Linked DNA regions of Homo sapiens: region 2 is linked to region 1. Evidence: chromatin contacts called from ENCODE Hi-C or POLR2A ChIA-PET data. All regions are on one chromosome and are shown on one strand. The core of a region is the stretch at or near the end of the contact, and the rest is flanking DNA. Distances in the headings are between cores, read along the strand shown. Region 1 holds the start of PAPPA-AS2 (PAPPA antisense RNA 2). Region 2 overlaps ASTN2 (astrotactin 2).

What was found. Hi-C counts contacts between places; a loop is a spot of excess contacts on that map. ChIA-PET counts read pairs that join two places held with the same protein, here RNA polymerase II (POLR2A). Pooled maps may share reads with other maps.
Region 2: a map of Caco-2 shows a loop between it and region 1 (4-fold over the local background). The contact joins the enhancer-like site here to the promoter of PAPPA-AS2 in region 1. A Hi-C loop is called at or near these places in 9 of 168 maps with a recorded cell type or tissue (Caco-2, IMR-90, MCF 10A and 6 more), 1 of 37 single-sample maps with no recorded cell type and 12 of 50 pooled maps. POLR2A ChIA-PET finds 5 or more read pairs at or near these places in 2 of 52 experiments (AG04450 and activated T-cell).

Annotation. Positions count from the first base shown.
Region 1 is chr9:116,362,426-116,366,110 of GRCh38, reverse strand. It overlaps PAPPA-AS2 (PAPPA antisense RNA 2), which reads left to right and starts at 2,435. Exons shown (of 6, transcript NR_170222.1): 1 at 2,435-2,514. PAPPA (pappalysin 1) reads right to left here. Exons shown (of 22, transcript NM_002581.5): 18 at 3,372-3,519.
Region 2 is chr9:116,570,761-116,574,718 of GRCh38, reverse strand. The region is part of intron 19 of ASTN2 (astrotactin 2); the gene reads left to right. Among named protein-coding and RNA genes, the nearest start is that of ASTN2-AS1, 68 kb to the right of the region's middle. Within about 2 kb of position 2,463, at least 2 of the 41 ENCODE cell types and tissues checked have a DNase peak (open chromatin) inside an H3K27ac peak, as active enhancers do.

The DNA of each region.
Region 1 (3,685 bases), core at 1,186-3,685:
TCCAAACACTAGGAGCAAGTCAACTCTTTTCTTTAAATATCCTATTCTATTAGCTATTTTAAAGTCCCCCCTTCCAAATATACATATGTATGTATTAGCTATTTCAGAGGCCCCCTTCCAAATATACATATGTACATGACACCCGTTTCACAGGTTGGAGAGCCAAAAGGCACAAAGCTCAGGGCACAAAGCTGGTGAGGAGAGAGCCACATCTCTAATTCCAGGCCCCACAATCGATAACAGTGCAGCCACACAGAGAGAGGAGAGAAGGAGGCAGCCATCGAAACAGGAGAGATGGTGAGAGGCCAGAGGAGAGACAAGAAATGGGGATAACACAGACAAAAATGATGAGTGATGAGAATAAGGAGCAAAAATCCCTAAGCAGTCAGAGAAACTGCTTATGGAGTGTGCTTTATCATGAGACCAGTTCTAAAGGAGTTTTTAGGGAGCAAAGATGAGACAAGGCTGTGATAATAAAATCCTTTTGAAAAAAAAAAATGCAGCCTCTGAGAAATAGACAAAGGCTATCTTATCCCAAGAGAGGAAAAAAAAAAAAAAACGGTTGTCAAAACAGGAGACACTTGCTGTCCTATGCAGCGGTCATGTCTTAATTTCTCTTTCTCCGCGTCTCCCTCCCCCAGGCTCTCCTCCCCTACCCCAGCTCTGGGGCTTTAGGACCAGGCTGCTGTGTTGTGATATATGAGCCATTATTGGCATCCTTACAGAGTGGTGATCTCACCAGGCCTCCGCGTCTCCTTCCCGGGAGGCGCGGGGAGGGTGGCAGCCCTGGTGGCAGCAGCAGCAACTTTCTGAGGGCTCATAACTGCCACAGAAGCCTCCCCAGGTGGCCTGGGGGAGGCACGCAGGGGGAGCTGGTCTGGGTGACTCCAGAATGTGCCCTCCAGCCCCCAAGCCCGACACATATCTCACCCCTGCTTATAAGGCCAGTGATCAAATCCCTCTCCTTGGCAAAGTGGATTCTCCTCAGGGAAGGGCTCAGCCTGGGAGGTGGAAGTCAGGCGCATTTGGAGGAAAGCGAGGATACAGCTGGGGCTGAGGAGTGGATGAGCAAAAACTGCTCTCCTGCCTTGTTTCTCATTCTCACCCTCAGTCTTCCTGTCTCCCTATGTGGCTTTTTCTCTCTGATCTCCTCCAGTGTCCCTATGCACTCATCATCTGCCCTGGATTATCACATTTATAAGATGGACATCTGGGTGCCAGCCGTGGGGACTTGGGGTACAGGAAAGGAGTTAATTCAGGCTGCAATATCATATAGATTTCTTTCCCTTTCTGCTTTGACCATGAAAACACTCAGTGGGTAAAGAAATACCACCCTCCCACCCCTTCCCCTCTTTCTCCACTGTTCTGATGGAGAGAAGACAGCCAGGTATCGTACTCATTTGCGTACAGTTGAGACATCTGAATAAAATATGTAAATGCGTCTGTGAGGTTTGTTTGCCTTTTGTGCGTCTTTCTGTGTGTTTGATATGTTTTGGGACATAAAATGTGTTTGTGTTTGTTGAAGTATGAGATTTGTATGTATTGCATGTGAGTGCTGTGTATAGGTTTATGTGCTACCTGTGTGTGTATGTGTTTGTGAGAGTGATGCATTTGTGTGGTATTTGGCTGATGTGTAGGTGTTAGGCATGAGCTTACTATATGATGTGTGTGTTTGGGGCTGTTTGTTTATGAAGCATTTCAGCATGTGGCATGCGTTTATGTATGCACGTGTGAATGTATTTGAATGTGTCAGTGGGTATAGATATGCAGCAAATTTGTTTCTGTAGGTTTTCCCTAAAGGTCACTTAATTAGGCTTTTTCTCACAGAGCCACTCAATGCCAGTTAAGAGTATGAATGAATATTCACTTGCATATTCTGATTGAGCTGGAGGTTGGGACCCCATCACAGACATACTTGTTCAGGACCACGCACACCTATCAGGAATGATGGAAAGGAGAAAGTGTTGGCCTTGGGATGGTGCAGCCCATGCTGCTCACCATGGCAATACTTGTTGCCCAACCTTCTAGAATGCCTATATTAGCAGGTCCTATAAGATCCCATCTCTCTGCAACACTCCTGGTCAGCATCTCATGAATTGGTGGCTGTATAAGATCTTAAAGTACCTTCCAAACCATCAGCGAGAGCAATCATGTGTTTTGGTGTTTTCTGACCCATGCAGGAGCCAGTGTCCTGGGCTAAACACAAGAGTGCTGATTCCCACTGTAAGTTACAGTGAAGAACTTCTGCTATCTGAGGGCATGTGTTTTCATCTTCAAAAAAGGATGGACAGTCCCCATGAACCTTCCCTCTCCAACCACACAGGCCTTGCTTCTGGACATGCAGTGATAACTCTCTGTTTGCTGGATGAAGATCATGTTGGCTCTATGCACATTCAGATAACCTTCTACACCAGACACCCCTGGTGATTGCTCTATAAATCATATTGGCCAGGAGAAAGGATGTTCAGTTCCCTAGGCTTTTCATCATGGTCAATTAGGGAATCAGCCCAAAAGGTCAGCATCACTGCCCTTAAATGAGGTCACACTCCATGCACTCTGAGTACCCCGGAAAGCTGTGGTGCTGGTGATTAATGCATGTGTCCAGACACCTGGTTTCAACGAGGCAAATCCCTGGCATACAATCCCAGCTTGTCTCTTCTCACTGTGTGTATTTCTCGAGCTGGCCTGTCACCATGCAAAGAGTATTTTGAAAATGCAGTTTATGCTCATCTTGGATGCAGCTGAGATGCCATGGAAAGAAGTCAGACTTTGGAATAGGATGGGTCTCAGGATTTGGGAGCATGTTCCATTATCCCCTCAAGTTTTGATTCCCTCATCTGTTAAAGGTTATTGTGAGGATAAGATATAATGCCTTTCAAGTGCTTGATGAAGGGCCTGAACTATATCAGGTACTCATGAATGTTTAGTATGATGCAAATTTCAAGATTAATAATAAAAGAAGCTGCACCAGACTGCTATTGCTTCCCTAAATGTGATGTGTGCTTTCATAACTCCTGCTCCTCAGCCACAGAGTTTCTTCTGCCTGCAATAGCATTTCTTCCCCGACAAGCTTTTTCAAATCCCCAAGTAAGCATCCCTTCCTGTGGGAGTCTTCTGTGTCCCCACCAGGCACCTGACAGCTTTTCTGTATTCTGTTGTAACTGTGCACACTCACCCACCATTGTGTCACCATATCCCTGTCCCTGACCCTCTTTCTGGGAGGACATGGTCTACACTAATTCATCTCTCTTTCTGTAGTGCCTACGCAGGAACTCATGTGGCCAGGGTGTTCAATGACCCACCCAGGCATTAGCCCTGCATTGCTGGAAGGAATTGCCCCTCCTACTGCTCCCCTCTCGGGCCCATCATACCTATGGCATAGCCATCAGGGCACTGCAGTTTGAGGTTGCTGTTGAGCTCGTTTGGAACCGAGCACTGGCCTTGCATCTCCTGGCAGACATGGAAGGAGCCGTTCCAGGTGCCATCTTTCCGGCAATGAATGACATTGCTCCCAAGTCCCTGAACAACAGAGAAACAGAGTTAGGACCAAGAGAGACACCAGCCCCAATTGAATAAGCTATTCTGAATACAACAGAAAAGAATTTTTCATCTCTCCAGAGCTCTGAAGTGTTCCAAAACAATTTCTTAACAATGGTTGAAACTCAACCACCCTGAAAGAGGGGTA
Region 2 (3,958 bases), core at 1,214-3,713, 210 kb before region 1:
ACACACAGTCGGTAGAAACGGGCAAGCATTTTACCATTGGCCTTGACTTATTGAAAGGAGAAAAGGCCAATCTCTTTTTCAAGAGGAAACTAGATTTGTTGTCTTTCTCTGCCTTCCCAACAGACTAAATCCAGGCACATGTTCACAAGCACCTTCCACTGGGATCAGTGAGCTGTTTATTCAGCTTATCTCAAATGCAGGCAGCTTTCTCTTTGCATAGCTGCAATAAGCTCACCCTCAGGGCTTAGAACACAATTGAAGTGGGGTTGGGTGGAGTGGGAGACAGAAAGGGAACAGTTATGAGCAGGTCTGGGGCCTGGCACTGGCCTTTGAGTATACTGCTCACTATCTTTTAAAAAGTGATTCCTGTAGCCAAAAAAGGCCACATTTCCTACCTTTTTCCTTCTTACTTAAGGCTTGGCAAGTTAGGACCCATGGGCTGGCTGTCTGTTTTGTAGATAAAGTTTTATTGGAACACAGCCATGTCCTTTTATTTACATATTATCTATGGCTGTTTTCACACTACATGGCAATGTCAAGCACTTGCAACAGAGACTGTGTGGCTCACAAGGCAGAAAATATTTACTACCAGCTACTTCATATTTAAAAGTTGCTGACCTTTGATCTAACTAAGCTTCCTCTATCCTTCAAAGCATAGCTAAAATTCACTTCCCCTGGGAAGTTTTCCCCGATTCTCCCAGGTCTCACTCAGTCCTCTCACCTTGGATGTACAATGCCACTTCTTGTCCACATTTTTTATACCATGTTTCTCTTTTTTATATGATTTTAAAAACAATTCTAAGTACAACGTATGGCTTTGGGGACAACTGCCACATTTTATACTTTCTATAAAATCATACTCACAGGAGTTGGCAAAGTGGAAGTTGTATATGGTTTATAGAGAGGTGCCTGGTATTGAGTGTTGCTGTCACTGACCAATGCCATAACTTGGGACAAACCACTTCACTTCTCTGAGTCTCTCTTCTCATCTGTCATTTAACATGATAACATAGTACCTACCTGTGTAGGTTAGTACAAGATCCAAAGAGATTAACTAAAACAAACACACAAAAGCAAAAGCAAACAAACAAAAAACATGATTCTTGTAGTAAATAGTTATTTAATAATAACTGAATTATGCTACTTGGGGTCTTGCTTTGCCCATGTGTAAATTTAGAATTTTGTCCCATAACATTCTGGAAAAAAAATCCATTATTCATATCTTTTGTGAAATGCTGAGTACAGTCTCCTCCTTTCTTAGAAATTCATAAGACATTATCATATTAAAGGCTCTGAGATATCCCATGAGAAAAAAAATCTGTTTAACTTTATTTAATCCTGTATTTTTCAAATTTATTTGGCCACACCTTCAAATAACTATTAATGTCTCATGGGAGGTAATGTTCTGAAGAACACACTTTCGACCAATTGGGCCAAGTGGTCTTTTGGTTCACCTGGAGCTGTCATCCTGAGTTAAAGAATAGCCATTGCTTATCAGAGCCTCTTCTTTAATCACCAGCACAAGGAATGCAATGAAAACTCATGTTTTTGCATAAAATGGTGCCTTTGGTTGTGTTTCTTCTATAACGCAGGAAATAGTAAATGTGTATATTCTCAAACCCCACGATATTAGCCATGCAGGCTGTTGGATGTTCTGCCTCCTGATGTGTGTGTGTGTATATATGTGTGTGTGTGTGTGTGTGTGCATGTACCCACATGTGTGCACGCATGTACCCACATGTGTGCACACAGCACCTTTCTCTTCCTCTTGAGGCTGTCAGAGTCACGCACCTGGGGCATTACAAGTCCTGGGTACCTCTATAACTATTCCCTTTCTTCTCACAAGAGTGCCTTTGACCTCTTTCTGTTAAATCCCCTAGAAACATTTCAGTCCTCCCTCTTTCTGGAACTGGAACCCTTGGGTCTCCACCTTGGGTCCCTGCTGCAAAGGGGAAATTGGGGTCTTGGGAAATTATTCCCAAGGGAAAGCGTGAAGTCATTGGGTAAGCATAGATTTGAGATTCTGACTTCCTCAAACATAAATTGGGAATAGCTGACCCTTTCACCAGTGAGGGCTAGCACACATTTTGTTGGCTTATGCCCATGGGGCTGAGACCCAAGTAGGCGGTCAGGGAAGCCTTCCTCACCATCTGCTTAAGACGCATCTGCCGAATACTCAGTATCTCAGTGCACTTATTCACACCCTCTTTCATTCTCCAAAACATCTCGCTTTCAACGGCAAATTATAGGCGACCCTACCCATTCCTCTCCTAAAGTCCCTTATTAAGAAGGCTGGAAGTCTCAGGGGTGAGCAGCAAGGGAAAGAGGAAGTCTGTTTCCAGTGGTGTTCATGGCCCATACAGCCAACAGAGGGCGCTCCCACACCACGCAACACTGGGGTCCAAGGATCCAGGCAGGCCCTGGGGAAGGCGGCCAGCTGACCTTTCTCCAGGCTGTTCTTGGGTTGCCAGAGCAGCGGAGGTGTCAGCTGAGAGTGGTCACAGCCTGGGGAGGAGAAGGCAGGGAGAGAGGCTGGGGCACCCGAAGGGGAGGAGGAGCTGGCAGGGAAAACACACAGACACATTTCACAGAGGCAGAGACACAGGGGAACACACAGAATATGCAGTTGTACCTACAAACAACAAATGCAACATACCCCACACAGACACAGCATGCAGCCAGGGGATTTAGAGAAATCATATAGGGTGCAGACTCACAAATGAATGCAATCCATCCCATACAGGTATACACAATGCAGTCACCTCAGCCAGCTAAACAAAAACAAAGGCAACACACAGATACCAACACATATAAACATGCATGTGAGCACATCACCCAACAGGGACATTCAAGCTATGTGCAGCCAACGAAAGGCAGATAACAAAGAGACACGGTCACACACACACGGGAAGCACACAGACACATACAGTAGATCCACAACACATACAAAGTTACACACCATGGGGATAGCATGCCACGCACAGACAACACACAGCTTGTACTCAACACATGACAGATGCCTCAAGAGGCGTATCATAGATAAACAGCACAGGCACACAGATGCGTAAACATAGCCACCTTCCCACAGGCATACTGTAAAGATATACATACCGTGTGCCACATGGATCCACCCAGCACAAACAGACACAGACACATTAGATGGCATCCACTCACGTAGCACCCACAGCACAGCACACACCAAATACTCACACTCACCGTATGGACATAACTCCACATGGATCAAAAGCACTTGTAATTCAGTAAATGTTTCTAAAAGAGAAAAGAGGGAGAGGCCAGAAATAGGGAAAGAGAAAGGGTTGTGAAAGATGGAAAAAGAGACAGAATAGAAGAAAAGTGAGAAGACCCAGGGAAGGAGGGCTGGAGTCCAGATTGAGTGCTCAGCTTGGTCTCTTTCCCCTCTCTGCCTCGGTCATGATAGCAAAGAACAAGGTGATTTCAGGTGGCTCCCTTGGGGAAACCACATAGACTTGATGGCTACAGTAGGAGCTGATGGTGCCCCAGGGAGAGGAAACCACCAGCGTGGGGCCAGGGATTGTGCCTCAGTCTCATCTGGGGCAGTGGCACCGAATCATATCTGAGTCCTTGCAGCTTCCATTTCATCTCCAGGGAGATCAGCTCCAATCTTCCCCATCTCATTTAATCCTGACCTGTGAGTGTCTTACTGTTCATATCTGACTTTCTCTAGGCAGCAAATGTTGCAAAGAAACAATTACCAAAACTCTCAGGATGTATCTCCTTCTTCCTTTTAAAAATATACCTTTTTTAAAAAATAAAAGGAGAACATGTGAGTGATCCTAACAGAGCTTGTTCTGCCAGAAAAGACAGGACAGGTCAGGATGGTACAGGATTCAGCAAAGGTTGCTTATTATGTAACTAAACAAATAAAACTTACTTGGAATCACAGGATTTTGAGTGAAACAGATTCAGATGAGCACAC